Regions from separate parts of the Homo sapiens genome. Here region 1 is linked to region 2. A link is an interaction called in ENCODE POLR2A ChIA-PET data of the cell type or tissue named here. Cell type or tissue: Panc1. All regions are shown on one strand. Each heading gives the region's core, and the rest is flanking DNA. Links, peaks and the distances in the headings are about the cores only.

Region 1 (8,333 bases), core at 234-8,233, 71 kb before region 2:
TGGAGGTGGGGCTTGGTGGGAAGTGTTGGACCATGGAGGTGGATCTTCATGAATCAGTTAGCTCCATCCCCATTGTAATGAGTTACTGTGAGATCTGATTGTTAAAAAGTCTGGGACCTCCCCCTCTTTCTCTTGCTTCCTCTCTCCATGTGACATACCTGCTCCCTCTTCACCTTTTGTCATAAGTAAAAACTGCCTGAGGCCTCACCAGAAGCTGAGTAGATCCTGGGGCCATGCTTATACAGCCTGCAGAACTGCCCTTCCTCATCCTCTCTGCCCCTCTCCTGACTGCCTCTTTCCTTCCTCCTACCCCTCTTTCTCTGCTTCTGTCCCATACTCTCTCCTCCCTCTCCCCATGTCCTGGCCCTCCCCAGCTAATTAAATGACACTGTGGAAACTGTTTTATTTGCATATGGCTCAGGGGCCATGGAGGGCCAGCAGTTGTGTGTTCATTAAATGGCTCCATGTACAGGGATGTAATGAGCCAGTTTTATTACATCACCGTGGTTCATCTGTGAGATGATATTGTATTCATTGGGAAGAAAGAGAACCACTCAAGCCTGAGTGTCTGGGGTTGGAGGGGTGAGCAGGGGAGGACTTATCCTCTCTGACTCAGGAAATGGCCTGGAGGTAGGAAGGGAGGCCAGGCTGGGCCGGTGGCCCCTGTTACTGCCACCCTAACTGTGACGGTCAGAACTCTCCTCTGGTTTTGACTATAGCAATGGCTGATGGTCCCAACCCAGGGGTCCAGAACTTCTGGGTGCTGACTGCAAGGGGCCCTGACTTCACCTGGGTACCAGATGCTATTTGTAGACAGAATAATTGGCCTGCCACATAACAGAGCACCATTTTACTATCCGCATGTGCTCCTGAGAAGCATTTCTGCATTTCTAGCAGCCTTCGTCCATTGCGTATTTCCTCCGTCATTAGGATCTAATGGTAGCTGCTGGCTAGTGATAAAATAATAGCAGCCACCATTCCTCAAGTACCTACTGTGTGCTGGGGCGCTGGGCTTAGTGATTTACTTGGGATATCTCATTTAATCCCTACAACATCCACTGAGGGGAGGGGCTGTTATCGTCGTTTTTATGGATGAGGAAATTGAGGCTCAGAGAATTAAAGTGCCATGTCCAAAGACACACAGGCAGATTGTGGTGAACAGAGAATTTGATCTCCGGCCTGCCCAACACCACGGTCCTCACCACTGCTCTCTGCTACCTCCAATTTACAATGACAGCTCATAGCAAGTGGGAGTCCCACACTTTTATTAAATGTTAAAAACATTCCTCATGGTCAAATAGATTATGACAAATGATGGTTCCTGCAGGAGGCTCGCCATCTTCTCTGGGGTTAACTCGGAATGGGCTGTAAGGCATCTGAGCTGATTGAGATCAGGGTGCACCTGTCCATATGTATGAGGAAGAAGGTAGTGTCTTGGGGTCTGGCAGTAAAAGGAGAAACAGCTGGGGCTGGGGAGATTCTGGCCTGGGGATTGGGGAGGTGGGTCTGAGCTGTGGCTGTGTCTCCAACTCACTGAGTGACAGTCAACAAATTCAACACTCCACAAATGCCTATTGCGCACCTAAGTGCCAGGCTGGTTCTGGGCGCTGGCGATACAATGGTGGATGAAGCCATTCCTGCCCTCAAGCCTGTGGCATTCCAGGGCAGGGTGGACAAAGTCCCTGCCCCTCTGTGGGCTCAGTTTACTCATCTCTGTACAGAGCAGACTGGGACATAAGCTCAAGTGTCTTCATGAGTCAAGTAGGTAACTCAAGGGACCCATATAAGTTGGGATGAGGGAGACCAGGCTTCCAACCACAGAGATGGCTGCGGCTCAGCTCCTGCCACCATTGCTATAAGCATGCCTGACAGTGTGTCTGTGTGGTGACAGCCTCCATATATCAAAGACTTCCTGCAACCACGGTCAAGGAGGGTCTCTCAGGACAACCATTGCATGGTGGGGGATGACAATAACAAGCCCCCCTCAATCCAGGGGTACACTGGGCTGTCAGAGTCCAAGCCCCATGAACAGATGGGGCAGCTCAGGGAGAGGTGGACAGGCAGAACCGGCCCTGCCAAGCCTCTGCCCGATGCCCACACTGCTGTGCAGATGGGCAGCCCTGGGCAGGGAGAGGTACTGTCAACAGGAAGGATCCAAAGATGGCCCTGGGCCCTCCTGAATCACGGGGTTCAGGGCACATGTGTGTGTGTTCATGTGTGCTTGTGTGTGTGTGTGTGTGTGTGTGTGTGTGTGTGTGTGTATGTGAAGGTGAGATACGGGTCAGAGCAGGAGGAGATCAGGGCAGACCCCGGAGGAAACCACAAGGTCCTTCACTGGCCACAGTGATGCAGAGATGGCCTGCAGAGGTCTGGAGGGGCCATTAAGAGAAAAGGCTGGACAATGACCTTGAAACCACACCAGCACACAACCATAAAACAACTAGTTCTATTAAGTATTTCTGTGAGCCTGGCTCTATTCTAGAACTTTATAAGTATCTTACTGAGTCCTTACAACAATCTCAGAGGGGAATTACTATAATTAATTCATTCTGCAGGAAGGGAATCCAAACACGTTAGGCTAAGTTCTCTGCTGAAGGTCACCGGGCTGGTGTGAGGCCGAGGAGGCTTTGAGTCCTGGCTGTATGGCTTCCAAATGCACACTTTCCTAAAACTGGGCTCATGGCACCACCTTCCTACAGTACCATATATTTGTTGAAGCCCTGTGTGTCAGGCACTGTGAAGGGGTTTTACTCACGTCATGTAACCCCAGCAACAACTGAGGAAGGGAGTGCTCACCGCTCCCACTTTACAGATAAGAAGACTGAGACTCAGGAGACAAAGGGGCTGTCAGAGACTTGCCCAGGGCCAGCTCAGCTCTCTGTGGCCCCATTGGGTTCTTGGGGGTCTGGCTCCAGAGCCTCCTCCTCCGGACACTGTGCCCTGCTGGGTGGGGTAGGGAAGAAGCTTGTTTCCTAGTTTCTGATAGTCTGAACTTCACTATGACAGTTCCTAGGGGCCTGGAGACACCTTCAGGAGGCCACAAATCGGGGCTGGGGCCTCTGGGTTAAGCCTGGAAGAATCCCATTTCCTTTCCCCAGGGGTCTCCCCAGTCTCAATAGACTCTGGGTCACCTGAGCTAATAAGGCCAGTCCCCTCCCCTGTTCCACCTCGCTTTGTTAGAAATTAGACATATTGCCTGGGTGCAGTGGCTCATGCCTGTAATCCCAGCACTTTGGGAGGCCAAGGCGGGTGAATCACTTGAGGTCAGGAGTTCCATAACAGGCTGGCCAACATGGTGAAACCCCTTCTAACCAAAAATGTGAAAAATTAGCTAGATGTGGTGGTGCACGCCTGTACTCCCAGCTACTTGGGAGGCTGCAGCAGGAGAATCACTTGAACCTGGGAAGGGGAGGTTGCAGTGAGCCAAGACCGTGCCACTGCACCCCCCCACCAAAAAAAAGAAAGAAATTAGACACATGAAAGACTTCTGCTGACCCTTTAGATCACAGCAGAACTTTAGGCCCCAGAGCCCCCTCACTCTGCCAAGGCCCTTTCCAACTTCAAGATTTATTAACTCATCCACAGGGAAGCGGCTGTATTTCCAACAGTCCCTGGACACATGCTGCACCTGTGCCTGATGTCCCGGCATACAGCGGCAGCGGCCAGGCCAGTCCTGCCCGTGGGGCTCCGTGTTCTCTCCTGAACTGCAGTGGAGGCAGAACCCGTGACTGGCAGGCTCTGCTCTCCCCGAGGGCAGAGAGGCATGTGCAAGGAGGGGACTTGGAGGAAAGCCACGGGGCAGGCATAGAGGAGGCAGTCGGGGCAGGAAAAGGGAGACCTCCAATGGGCTAGAGGGGAGAACTCACCTCTCCTGAGCCCCTGCTATGTGTCTAGCATCTACGTGCACCCCTCATCCAAGCCTCACCACCTCAGTAGGCAGATGTCACTCTTGCCATTGTGAGATTATGCCCAATGTGCAGATGAGGATATCAAGGCTCAGAGAGGTTAAGTGACCTGCCTAAGGTCACACTCCTTGGCTGTAATAGGGACAGGGATTCAAACCCAGCTGGTGAGCCTGAAGTCCATCCTCTTCCTCCCAGTCACATTGTTTAGATTCACTCTTCACTTCATAGGGGTGCCTGTGGCTCCCTCCACCTCTGTTCCCCCCACCGCCCACCTCTCATCTACCTCCCTATCCCTGCAAAGCTGCCCTGCAGCTCCCTAGGGAAAAGAAGCCTCAGTAAATCCCAGCCTTCAATAAGGAGGATCTGAGATGATCCCTCAGGAGAAGCAAACATTTCCCGGCAGAGTAAATCACTGAGGCACCTTAGTACTTGCAGGTGCAGCCAGCTGCCCTCCCTCCCCTGGAAGTTTGTAAATCAAACCTTAGACCTAGATACAAATAATCTGCCGGGAAATAAATAAGGCAGGAAGCAAGGCGGACATGCAGGGAGAAGAGCAGCTCCCCAAGCCAGGCCCTGGAGGGCTTCTGAGACGAAGGTGAGGGGCACAGTGTGGCTGTTGAGGGACCACTGCTCCCACCTGCCACCCCAGGGGATTGGGCCAGAGGCTTCCTGGGGTCCCTGCCAGCCCCGGAATTCTGTGTCTCCCTGACCCAGTGTCTGGGAACAGCTGGGGAAAAGGGTCTGGGCTCAGGGATGGAGGCTGGAGAGTGGGCTTGAAGTCCCCAGCAGCTCTGAGCTAAACCCTGGCTGGGGCATTTGGTGGGGCAGGAGGCTCTGGTGGTAGCAGAGGACAGGATGGGGTAGGTGTGCCTGCCTGTGGCCCTGGGCAGCAGCCAGGAAGAAGCCAGAGGAGCAGAACTCAGCATCCTGGGCTGGGAGTTCAGACCTGGTCAGTTCTGGGTCTGCTGCGAATTTCCTGTGTGACCTTGAGCAAGTCATGTGACCTCTCTGAGCCTCAGTTGCCTCATCTGCAAAGTGGAGATGATTATTCCTGCCCTTGATGCAGGTGTGTTGGGAGGACCCACTGAGGTCAGGGAGGGAAGAGCCAATTGGGAAGAGCAGCCAGGAGCACAGGGGCGGGGCCTGGCTGCCTACCTGGTCAGGGCCTGGCCCTGCTCCACCCTCCTCTGCCCCCAGTCTTCTGGTGACTGGCCAGGCCCTGGCATCCCCACCCCTGAAAGCCCAGTTGATTGGCAGAGGTGAGGCCTTTATGCAAATGAGGCTGCCTCCCCTCTCTGCTCCTCCTTTTCCCCAAGGCCACCATCACTGGGGCCTCCCACTTAGCTTGAGTTTCCCAGGTAGGGGCAGATCCTTGTAAAACATTTGATTTCTCATCTAGGTGCACGGCAGCTCAGCTGTCTCTCCCAGGATCCATGCTGCTCCTAGCCCCGTTCTGGTCCTGTGTGCCCCCTGGAAGAGCAGCCCTCAGCTTCCCCTTTCTGATGAGCTGTGTGAATCTGGGTGGGTCACTTCACCTCTGAGCCTCAGTCTCCTCCTCTGTTAGATGGGGATAACAGCACCTACCTGTCATCCTTGTTCTCTTCATGAACAGGCTCTTTTGGTTCTTCCTCAAGTGTTTCTGTGGAGCCTTCTGTGTGCCAGGCCCTGGTCTGGGCACTGAGGACTGGTGTGGAGGTGGGCAGCAGAGACAGGGCCCTGCTCTTGTGGGTCTTTCTTGGGGTGGATGCAGTATGGAGCTGGCTGGGAAGGTGTCCATTAGCTGCCAGGAGCTGAGGCACTGCAGTGTAGGCGGGTGACCCATCCAAGGCCACACACCATCATTGGAGCCCTGGACAGGCTAGGGGAGGGGAGACATGTGACACCACCCAGGCAGGAGACTCACTGCACCACCCTACTGATTTTCAGTTCCCTCATTCCAGTGAAGTCACCCTTTCTCTGAGAACATGGTGGAGGCCAAGCCCCGGTTGGCTCCTTTTGCTACCTCAGGCCTAGCCAAAGCCCTTGGGCTGGGCAGATGAAGGTCACCTGGTCAAGCGGGTCCCCAGAAGAGCAGCTCTTCATCTCCCGTATCTAAGCTTCCCGTCTCCCTGCCCCACTCCCAGCCCCAGAACTTCCCACAGAATTACCTAGGAATGGCGGGAGGGGAGCTGGATCTTGTTATCAGAGCATTCATAGCTTCCCCTGACACCGCTTCCAGGCCCTCCTTACAGAGCCCCGCTCCCCACCACTGATAAGAGAATTGTTAATGATTATAATCATCATCTGAAAAGCTGGGTTCCTGCCACAGATAATTACAATAACATTCTGCTCCACTTTGTCTTCTCCCTTTATATGTGATGAGGAACTTCATGGCACACCTGGAGACAAGAGTTGAGGGGAGGCCCCCAAGGGGTGGTCTGTGCAGGAAGGTGGCAGGTGTGAATGTGAACATGGGAACCCCTCTGGGGGAAGGGCCCCTCAGTCATGTACCCGTATGCACTGTGTGCCTGAAAGCCTGTGCCTGTGGGGCATGTGCTTGTGTGTGCAGTGACTGGGCTGGTGGGGGCCAGGCAGGACCCTGGCAGGGGAAGAGCATGGAAGGTGGGGTCAGTGATAGGTGATGGTGTGAGGGTACCTGGGGTGTGTGTGATGGGTGTAGGGTGCAGATGCAGGTCTGTCCCTGGGGTAACAGCCAGGGCCTGGAGGTTGCAGATGCCCCACTTCCTGATTGTTTATTTCACCTCTAAACCCTTTTTTCTCACCTGCAAACCTCCTGCCCCAGGCTGACTGTGAGTTGTGGGAATTGTGGTTGGCTGTTCACACAGGCAAGTGCTCAGAGAGGGTGAGTTATTAGTATTTGTCCACCTCAAGGTGGCAGGGAAGGGGGTAAGGTGACCAGCCATCCCAGTTAGACCATATCTGAGGGGTTGTCTGGGATATGGAACTTTCAGTGTTAAAACCTGGACAGTTGGCCATCCTACTTGGGTGGGGGTCAGTGTGGTGACCTCTCTGGTGACAGGGCATGACCTGCGGGTGATGATGTTGCAGGATCCTTGGGGTGTTGCTTTTTTGGCTGGAAACCTCTGTGGCTGGTGGCACCTTTGCCCAAGTTTTGCTCAGGCCTGCTGGGCTCATTCTGTCCACTTGGCCTGTCAGGCTGCACTTGGCTCATGCTACCAACCTGGATCCCATGCCTGCCAAGGGCAAGCCAGACGTGGAGCAGCAAGGGGTGTGTGAGCAAGTGAGCATGGGGTCCAGCCACTGTGCAATTAGGCATGCCAGCTGCTGCAGCGAGGTGGGCAGCTCCAGGTGCAGGCACAGGTGCCAGCTCTCTGTGAGGCTACAGCTGGACCAGGTGCACCACATGCAGCTTCTACAGTTGCCACTGGGGAACATGGTGGTTTCTGGAAGCATGGAGACTCCAGGAACCACAGGGCTCCAAAGAGGGAGTCACAGCCCTTGCTTGGGGAGCTCCCAGATCTGGGCTCCCCAAATGGCCATAGCTCTTCCCTCTTTCTCTTCACCTGCAATGTGGCAAGCAAGGGGTGTTTCAGCCTTGTTTCTGTTACAGCTCTTTCAGCCCCACCATTTGGTAGGTCCTGAGTTCTTGTCCTGTGTCTAGGAAGAATGAGGTATGCAGACAAGTGGAGCAAGATGAAGAGGAGTTTTATTGAGTGATAGAATAGCTCAGAGGAAGCCCTGGAGTGGGTAGTCCCTCTCTGCAGGCAGGGTGTCCTGATGAGTGTTCAGCTCTCAGCAGAGGGGAGGCCCTGGAGTGGGTAGCTCCTGTCTGCAGCTGGTCATCCCAACATCTGCTCAGCTCTGGCTGAGCCTGGGGCTTTTATGGGCCTCAGAGGGGAGAAAGTGCATGCTGATTGGTCCATGGGTGGCCATGGGCAGGCCTGGAAAGGGCACTACAAGTTCTCACTCTGATCCATGTGACTGGCAGCCTGGCCCCCAGCCTTCATGCCCTCACTAGCCTGAAGGTAGGGCCTCACCAGGGACCTGCCCCCTTCCACCCAGGAAGCTGTCTGCTTTCTGCTGCCTTTCATGGACCCCAGGCTGTAGGTGCCAAGGGATGTCTGCAGGCCAGTACCAAGCTGCCCTCAGTCCCCCTCAGCTTCCCTCCTATGGTCATCAGTGCCCAAAGTCTGGAGGGGGCCTAGGTGGCAGGGGTCTAGTGTGTCAGCACTGCCCTGAGCATGTGCACACCCAGTCAGGCTGTGACAGTGCCCAGGCTCAGGCTCGAACTTGCTCTAAGATCAGAGCATGCGCTGACAGCAGGGAGCAGCCAAGCAGCAGGAGCAGGCACATCCAAACCTGCGAGGGCAGGGGGGCCTTCCCAGGCCCCCAAGAATGCAGAGATATCTGGGTCTGGGTCTACAGCTGTGGTTTGGACAGCTGCAGCTGTGCTCAGGGGGGCGGGGC
Region 2 (8,333 bases), core at 271-8,270:
GGAATTTAAGGAATAAATAATACCAATTCTACTAAAAAATCTTCCCCAGAATAAAGATGAGTAAATACTTTCCAACTCTTTGTTTGTGGCCAGTATTTCTCTTATACCAAAACTTGACAAAGCCATAACAAGAAAAGAAAATTATAACAAATATTCATCATGAAAATAAATGACAATATTCTAAACAAAATTATAACAAATCAAATACAGCAATATATGAAGTGTGTAATACATCATAATTAAATGAAACTTGTGCCAGGAATAAAAGGTTGGTTTAACATTTGAAGATCAATGTGATTTATCATATTAACAAACTCAAAAAGAAAAAAACCCTACAGTATATCTACAGGAAAAGAATTTGACAAAATCCAACATTCATTCTTAATGAAAACTATCTGTAAGCTAGAAATAGAAGTGAATTTTCTCAACCTAATAAAGGTTATTTACAAAAACTATAGCTTACATTATATTTATTTATGGTGAAAGAGTAACTGCTTTGCCCTAAAATCAGGAAAAAGACAAGATGTCTGTTCTTATCACTTTTATTCATCATTGTACTAGAAGTTCTGACCAGTCCTATCAGACAAGGAATAAAACTAAAGTCATTCAGTATAGAAAGAAAGAAATAATACTCTTTATTCACATACAACATGAACACCTAGGTGGAAAATCTGATGGAATGTATAATACAAACAAAGCTACTAGAATTACAGAAAGAGATTAGTAAGCTGCAGGATATAAAACAATATACAAATATCAGGTGTATTTCTATATGTTAGCAATAAATGATCAGAAATAACAATTAAAAAACAATACCATTTACAATAACATAAAATATCACAGAAATTCTACACACTGGAAATTACAGAACACTGTCAGTTTCCCCCTAATTGTTCTATAGATTCACTTCAATCTCAATCAGAAACCCAGCAGTCTGCTTTGCAGAAATTGAGAAAAACTGTTCTAATATCTATATGTAAATGTAAGACCTAGAATAGCTAAGACAATTTTAAACACAAGAACAAAGTTGAAAGACTAACAGTACTTAATTTCAAGATTTATTCTAAAACTGCATTATCAAGACAATGTGCTATTGGCATCAAGAATGACAAATAGACCAGTGAAATAGAATAGAGTCCAGAAAGAGACCCACACATATACAGACACCTGATTTTTTACAATGAAGTAAAAATAATTCTGTTCAAAAGAGATAGGGCTTTTTTTCAACAACTGGCTCTGGGACCATTGGATATCCATATTCCAACAAACAAAGATGGACTTTGTTCCACACTAAATGTAAAACCTAAAACCATAAAGCATCTGAGGAAAGCACAGTAGAAAAACTTTTATGAGATTGGTTTAAGCAAAGATTTCTTAGATATAACATCAAAAACACAATTCATAAAGGAACAAACTGATAAAACAGATCATCAAAATAAAAATGTCTGCTCTTTGAAAGATACTTTTAAAGAGAATGGAAAGATAAGCCACAGACTGAAAGAAAACGTTTGTAAATCACATGTCTGCTAAAAGACATGTATTCATATATATAAATCAAAACCTGATATAAGAAAACAGACAATTTAAAGGCAAAAGCTTTCAACAAATATCATCAAAGTGATATATGGATGGCAAATAAGCCCATGAAAATATGCTCAACAACTATAGTCATTAGGAAAATGCATATTAAAACTGCAGTGAGCTGCTAAAATTCACCTATTTTAATGGTTAAAATTTAAAAGACTGATCACACTAAGTGTTGGTGAGAATATGGAAAAATTAGAATTCTTCTACACTTCTGGTGGGAATATAAGGTGATACAGCTCTTTTGTGGTTAAACATACACGTACTATGTGATCCAGCTATTTCACTCCTACGTATTTACTCGAGGGAAATTAAAGCATATGTTCACACGAACACTCACACACAAATGTTCATAGCAGCTTCATTTACAATAATAAAAACGACAAACAAAAAAACTTGGAAAACCACAAACATCCATCAACTCCACAGGTAAATGGGCAAACAAATTGTGATATATTCATACAATGAATTACTATTCAGCAATAAAAAATAATCAAGGATTGATATGTTCAACAATATGGATACATTTCAAAAGTATTATGCTGAATGAATGAAGCCAGATAAAGAATGCCATACTATATGATTCCAATTCTAGAAAATGCAAACTAATCTCTTGTGACAGAAAGTAGATCAGTGGTTGACTTGGGATGATAGTGAGGGAGAGGGGAGTAGTTGAGAGGGGGTGATTAAAAAGGGATACATCTATAATTGTTGTGGATGATAGATATGCTCACTAACTTGTCTAAGGTGCTTATTTTATTATTAAGTTTTACACTTAAATATGCACAGTTGCTTGTATAACAATTATTCCTCAACAAAGTTGTTGAGGGGAAAAATATCTGGAGAGTTGCAAGGGTTTCCTTGACAACAACCATTTAATTGGTTGCCCTGGGAGCCTTCACTGATGCCTCTGGCAAGGCAGTAGCCAGAGCTCATCAGGGATAAGGGGCCTGTTCCCAGCACAGATGACAGAAGCCCTGAATGGCACTATTAGTTTGGGATAAAGCAAATAGGGAGGAAAGAGAGAAAAGGAGGTGAGATTTACACAAGGCAAAAAGAGGTACAGGTTTAAGAGTACAAGCTGAGCTTTGAGTTAAAAAAAAAAAACTGTCAGTATTGGATAGGCCTTCCATCACCCTATCCAATCACTTTCATCTTACAGATGAGAAAACTGAGGTTCAGAGAGGGGAAGGGACTTTCTCTAAACTACACAGCATATCAGAACAGAACTGGTATCAGCAGCTTGGTCTCCTCCCTATCACCACATCCGTTGAAGGGTAGAACTGCTTCCTAGCTGATGATGATAAACTTCCCCATGCTGAACACCTTTTAGTTGTCATGCCTGACACTAAACATTTCACATATAATCCTCCAGCAACTTGTCAAGAAAGATTCTATTGTTACTCACTTTTTACTGGTGAGGAAGTCCCAACCTCTATAGTGATACTAGTAAAGGCCTTAGGGAATCAATCCAATTCAATCCCTATCCTCACCCACTCCAGCTCCTATTTTATAACTGAGGAACCTGAGGACCCCAAAATACAAGTGGCTGCCTTGACTCACAATTTATGGCTTTATTGAGTCTCTGTGGTTTACTTGTACCTGGAGCTGAGTTTATGGAGTTTAGAGAGCTGGATTGCATCATGAAATGTTTAGTCTGTTTATTCACTTGGTGTGAGACAAAGGGTGTACACACATGTGTGTATGTGGTAATGCATACCTGCATATGGGTAGCCATGTCAATGTGCTTCTATGTGCATGTTCTGGTGTATGCATACATTTTGTTATTATATATCTACAACCTTTCTTCTAAATTTCTCAGCAACCACTTTGGGTCTTTTCTTCCAAAAGACTTTTTGTGTCTATGGTGACAGATGTGATTTTCTCCACTTCTCAGCAGACCAACTCAATGCCCTGTGTCCCAGGGTGGAGGGTGGATGGGGCTGCTTTTGCCCCTTTCTCATTTGGAGTAGCCAGTTAAGAATAAAACCATGGTCCTTGGGAAGAAGTGTTGGCTGATATTTCCCAGACATAGTTGTGAGTTTGGATGACTTGAAAATATAGCATCTGAGTGAGATGTGATTCCAGAGAGGTAAAGAGGTATTCTTATTCTCCAAAGCAGCAAGGCTAAAAACACCTAGATGCATAAGTGGCATCAACCCAAAATACAGACCTAGAGTCTCTTCTATACCACTTGTTTGCCTGACTGACATCTATTCAATCTGGTCTCAACTTAAAGCTCATTCTCCCTGGGAAGACTTCTCTGACACTCATGTTTTCTTCCCATGGTTTCACCATCCACTGTGCTTGTTCTATACCATAATATCTTACAATACTGAACAGAGAACGGTGGAGAGAAGTTGATGGCTAAGAGGCATGAAGGAACTTTCCATATCTTGATTGGAATAATATCTACACAAGTATAAATTTGTCAAAAGTACTTGACCTACACATTAGAAATGTGTCAATTTTTTGTTGCCTGTAAATTACAATATAATAAGATTGATTTAAAAAATGTACTCCCCAGCCCTCAGTAGTACTCGGTCCATCTAGTCTTCATTCATCTCTCAAAGGGTGGGAACCGAATACAGAACTTACCACAAGAACGCATCAGCAAGAATCCTGTTTCAGTACCATGGACAGAGGCCTCCCCCAGGGAAGAAGGGTTGGGAGATGTCTGCGTTGTTTAAGCCCAGGAAAGAACCTGGTGTCTTCTGGCTATGGGTGTCAAGACACGTGGGGAACCCAGGTCATGACAGGTTATGACAGGTCACCTGGTCCAGTTAATTTATTCTGCATAGCGTGTTGTCTAGACAGCCACATATTTACAAACATCCAGAGACTGTCATCATGGCCATGGTGGGGAAGGCACAAGGGACAGATCAGAAAAATCCGGGTCTGGTCCTTGACTCCTATCAACTACTCATGCCATGACCTTGGACAAGTCACTTCATCATCTGGGCCTCATTTTCTTCATCTTTAAATGAGAGCCCGCACCAGATGATCTCTAAGGGCCTTTCCAGGAACAATCTCTTTAATACAAAGATTTTACAACTTCCATATTACAGTGTGTGTGGGTTTTCCCCTCCATCTTAAATATAATCCTGGTACACTTTGCAAACTATAGCTCCTGGTTATTTGTTCTGTATAGCCCATCATCATTGAAGGAGACCTTCCCTGTCATGGTTGCCCACACTCCTTTGTTCTGAGCCATTCTGGTACCCAGTCTTGCTGGGCAAGGGAGGCCAGGGACAGTCATAGACAAAGGCTCAAAGTCAGTCAACTTTGAAAAGTGTGTGGGGCTTTGGTATCAGACAGAACCTAATTTGGGCCCAGGCTCCACTACTCACTCTCTGTGGAATTTTAGAAATGTCATTCATCTTCGAAGCATTGTTTGAGATTGAATGCTTACCTCATTGGGAAGTCATTCACAGTCAGGCTGAGTCATGTGAATTCCCCTCTCCTGTTGCTCTAACATTTGCACTCATTGTTTTGCATACAAGACAATGACTCACTCATAATGCTCAATTTAAATTTCTTCTTGATTGATCTACTAGATAAAATTTGCCTTGAGTTTCTTATTACAATACTCATTACAGCCACCATTAGAACATGGATTCTTAACTGTTCTCCCACTAATATAATTGCTGTTAGACTGACATGAATAATCTTTGCTCTCATTAACAGAATAAAAAGCTGTTAGCTGCATTCTTTCACTTGTAAGGCCTGGATATCTGTGCCTCTTCAGGTTTTATTCATTTGAGCCAACCCATCTGCCTCTCCCCCAAAACATGGCCCTTTCTTCTCCTGTCCCCACTATCAGTGATATGGATTCTTCCTCCCCTCTTTAAAAAACACATCGCTTTGTAGATTTGAAGCAACCATTCCTGCTTCTGTTGCTACCACTGCTAGAAATTTCTTGGGCCAGACATAATGCTAAGTAATTTCCCAGCATTATTCCTATGAGAGAGGTACCATTTTTTCTCCCTATTTTACAGATATGAAAATTGAAGTCTAGAAAGCTTGCGTGAGTTTTCCTCAATCATTTAACTCATGAATGATGGGGGTATTTGATTTCAGGTGTTTCTGACCCTAGGAAATATACTTTTGGCATTTTGTACTATGGAGAGGGTACTATTCTCTTTCTGCGCCTCCTGCTTTATATTCCTTTATTTTTCCTTCTCATTCCCCCAACTCCCACCAGTTCTCTGCCCACAGCTCAGAGCTTCCAACTCTCCCTTGGACAGGCAGCCTGAGATCTGTGATTCCAACTAAATTGCCATGACAGTGAAGGAAATTTTGCCTTGAAGATGCCTCCCTTCATTCTACAAGGAGCATTCCAGGGATTCCAATCACTAGAGCGCTGCCTGAAACCTCTCCCCTGATTCTAGAACTGCTTGTCTGAAAACTAATATCAGTTTCCCCCTTGGCTCTTTCCAGCGGTTCAGACATGACCCTGGCTGTGCTCCAAGCATCACCTTGCTGTACATGGTGAGCCATGATAATACTGTTCCAGGGTTTATTTCACACATCTCTGCCAAGGAGCTTCTGGACCTCATATGATCTTCACAGCATTTGGGGAAGTTGAATATTATGCTCACCTGAAAGACGGGAAACTGAGGCCCAGAGTAACTTTTTTTTTTTTTGCAGGTAGAAGAAACCTTAGAGATTACGAACCTTCTTCTTGTACAGATGAGGAAGGAGACCAAGAGAAGGGAAGCAACTTGGCAAGGTGGCCAGTGTTAGATCTCAGGTCTCTGCATTTCTAGTTCCCCATGGGGAACATTGCCTGTGAATAGGTCCGAGGTTTTGTTTGTTTGTCTTTGCAGCATGATTCCCACCCTGCTTGTTCTTTAGAGAAGCCATGGGTGGAACAGAAGCTGTCTGGATTCAGGCTTAGAGTCCCAGGACTGCCACTGACTCAGTGTATGTAGCCTCAGTTTTCTCATTTGATGAATGATTTTTGCTGGACCAGGTATTGAATTAGAGTTCCCAGCGTATGCCACATGTGCTTAGAGTATCTCATCTCCCCAAGGAGATCCAAGCCCTCTATGGTCTGCGCAACTCAGGTGATGTCAGCCAGGCAGCAGCCACTTTAATTCCTCTACGATGATTTGATTCCTTTTGCTGGAAACCCTAGTGCACATATATGGGCTCAATAAATTCATGTGTCTCAATGACTATTTCCACAGGCTGCTCTCATCAGCTCTGAACAGGCAGTTGTCTGAGCACTTCTGAATAAGCCCTGGAGTCCAGCTAGGAAAAATCTCTCTCTCTGGAGTGGCATTCTCTGGGAGGCCACGTTGACTTATGTCATATTATCATAGAAATTCCCTCTGTTCTTTAACCTTTATTTAACTAGAGTCAGGACCTCCTGCTGAGCCTGAAAAGTTTTTCTAACAGGAGGCTGTCCTGGCAGTATGCAGATGATTGCATTATGGATAGTAGAATGGGAAGGCAAAGAGAAGGGCCGCTGGGGTTGAATGGAGTGTACAGTTTATAGACATTTTGATGTGGAGGAGAAGGCTGGCTTTGAAAGGGCCAGGCACATTGGCATAAATCCATAATTGTTTTGCAGGACTTGTTCACCTGGGCTTAGGTACCCCAGAGACACAACTCGTTATTCACTCATTCGTTTATGCATTCACTTTCTCACTCACTCAAGAAACATTTATGCACTATCTATTTGCTGGATGATGGGGACACAGAGAAATAGGAACTCTCCCTTATTCTTGAGGAGACCAGTCTTGCTCAGGAGGGAAACTGTCATGACATGTGCTCAAATAGACATTGGAACCCTTAACTCCCTTGGGCAGGGGTAGATGAGAAAGACATCTATCTTAGAGTGAGTGCCCCAAAACAGACCTGACACAAGGACTTGGGTTTGCAGGTTTGGGGAGGGATTTTGTGACTCCAGGAAGCACAAGTAAAGGAGTGCAGGGAAAGGAGAAAAGCCAACAGAGGGTGTCTTCATAATTGGCTAGCTGTGTGGACAGCTGGGCTCCTCCCTCCCATGGGGGGCCCCTGAGGAACCCCCTGGAGCACACCTCAGGACTGTCCTCCTGGAGGCTGGGGAGGCTGGGGCCTTTGTCCACTGAATCTCATCCCCCACATTTCAGGAGTTGTCCCCGGGATGCATTTAGTGCCCTGCACTTGGATGTTGTGGTGCCAGAGCAAGCCCAAAGGCAAAGGAGAAGAGAGAAGGGAGCGTTTGAAGAAAATGGCCGTCAGTGTACAAGAAACATCCCACTGCTGCAGGACAACTGAGGATGGTCAAAGGGACATGGTGGGGTAGCACCGGCATCTGCTGCAGTGTTTCCTCCAACAGGTGACTTTTCAGTGGACCTAAGGATAAGTAAGAGTTTTCAGCTGAAGCAGGCGTGGGAGTGTCATATCCAGGCAGCTGGAGTCACCTGGGGATGGGAGGCAGGATATTGCCAATGACAGGAAGGAAAGAAATATCTTGAGGGCCAGGAGAGCTCTGGAGGATTTGTTTTAAGGCCGAGGAAGGGAGAGATTTGGGCAGCTTAGATGACAGAAGCCTCGGGCAACTGAGGTGGAGGAACAGAAGAAAAGGGTCAGAGAGGGAGAGAGGTAGGATGCTGGAGAGAGCTGACCCTGCAGAGGAGGAAGGGGAGAGGCTCCAGAGACTGGCTGGAGGGATGAATTTCCACCAGGACAGGCACCCCTGACCCTGGGATGGGGGAAGAAGCACAAGAGGGGAAAAGGAGTGTATTCCTCATGGCCTC

What was found. ChIA-PET counts read pairs that join two places held together with the same protein. Peaks named below come from ENCODE experiments on the same cell type or tissue, not always from the same donor. Only the 100,000 strongest peaks of a DNase experiment are listed, where the experiment ranks them.
Region 1: POLR2A ChIA-PET joins it to region 2 with 6 read pairs; 3 of 35 experiments call an interaction of 5 or more read pairs at or near these places.

The regions. Positions count from the first base shown.
Region 1 is chr1:30,042,284-30,050,616 of GRCh38, reverse strand. No RefSeq gene overlaps it. Among named protein-coding and RNA genes, the nearest start is that of LINC01648, 8.8 kb to the right of the region's middle. RefSeq lists a silencer at 6,841-7,135. In Panc1, for the core only: no CTCF peak of the experiment used is centred there; no DNase peak of the experiment used is centred there.
Region 2 is chr1:29,971,173-29,979,505 of GRCh38, reverse strand. No RefSeq gene overlaps it. Among named protein-coding and RNA genes, the nearest start is that of LINC01648, 62 kb to the left of the region's middle. RefSeq lists enhancers at 4,679-5,402, 4,378-5,577. In Panc1, for the core only: no CTCF peak of the experiment used is centred there; a DNase peak (open chromatin) is centred at 4,995.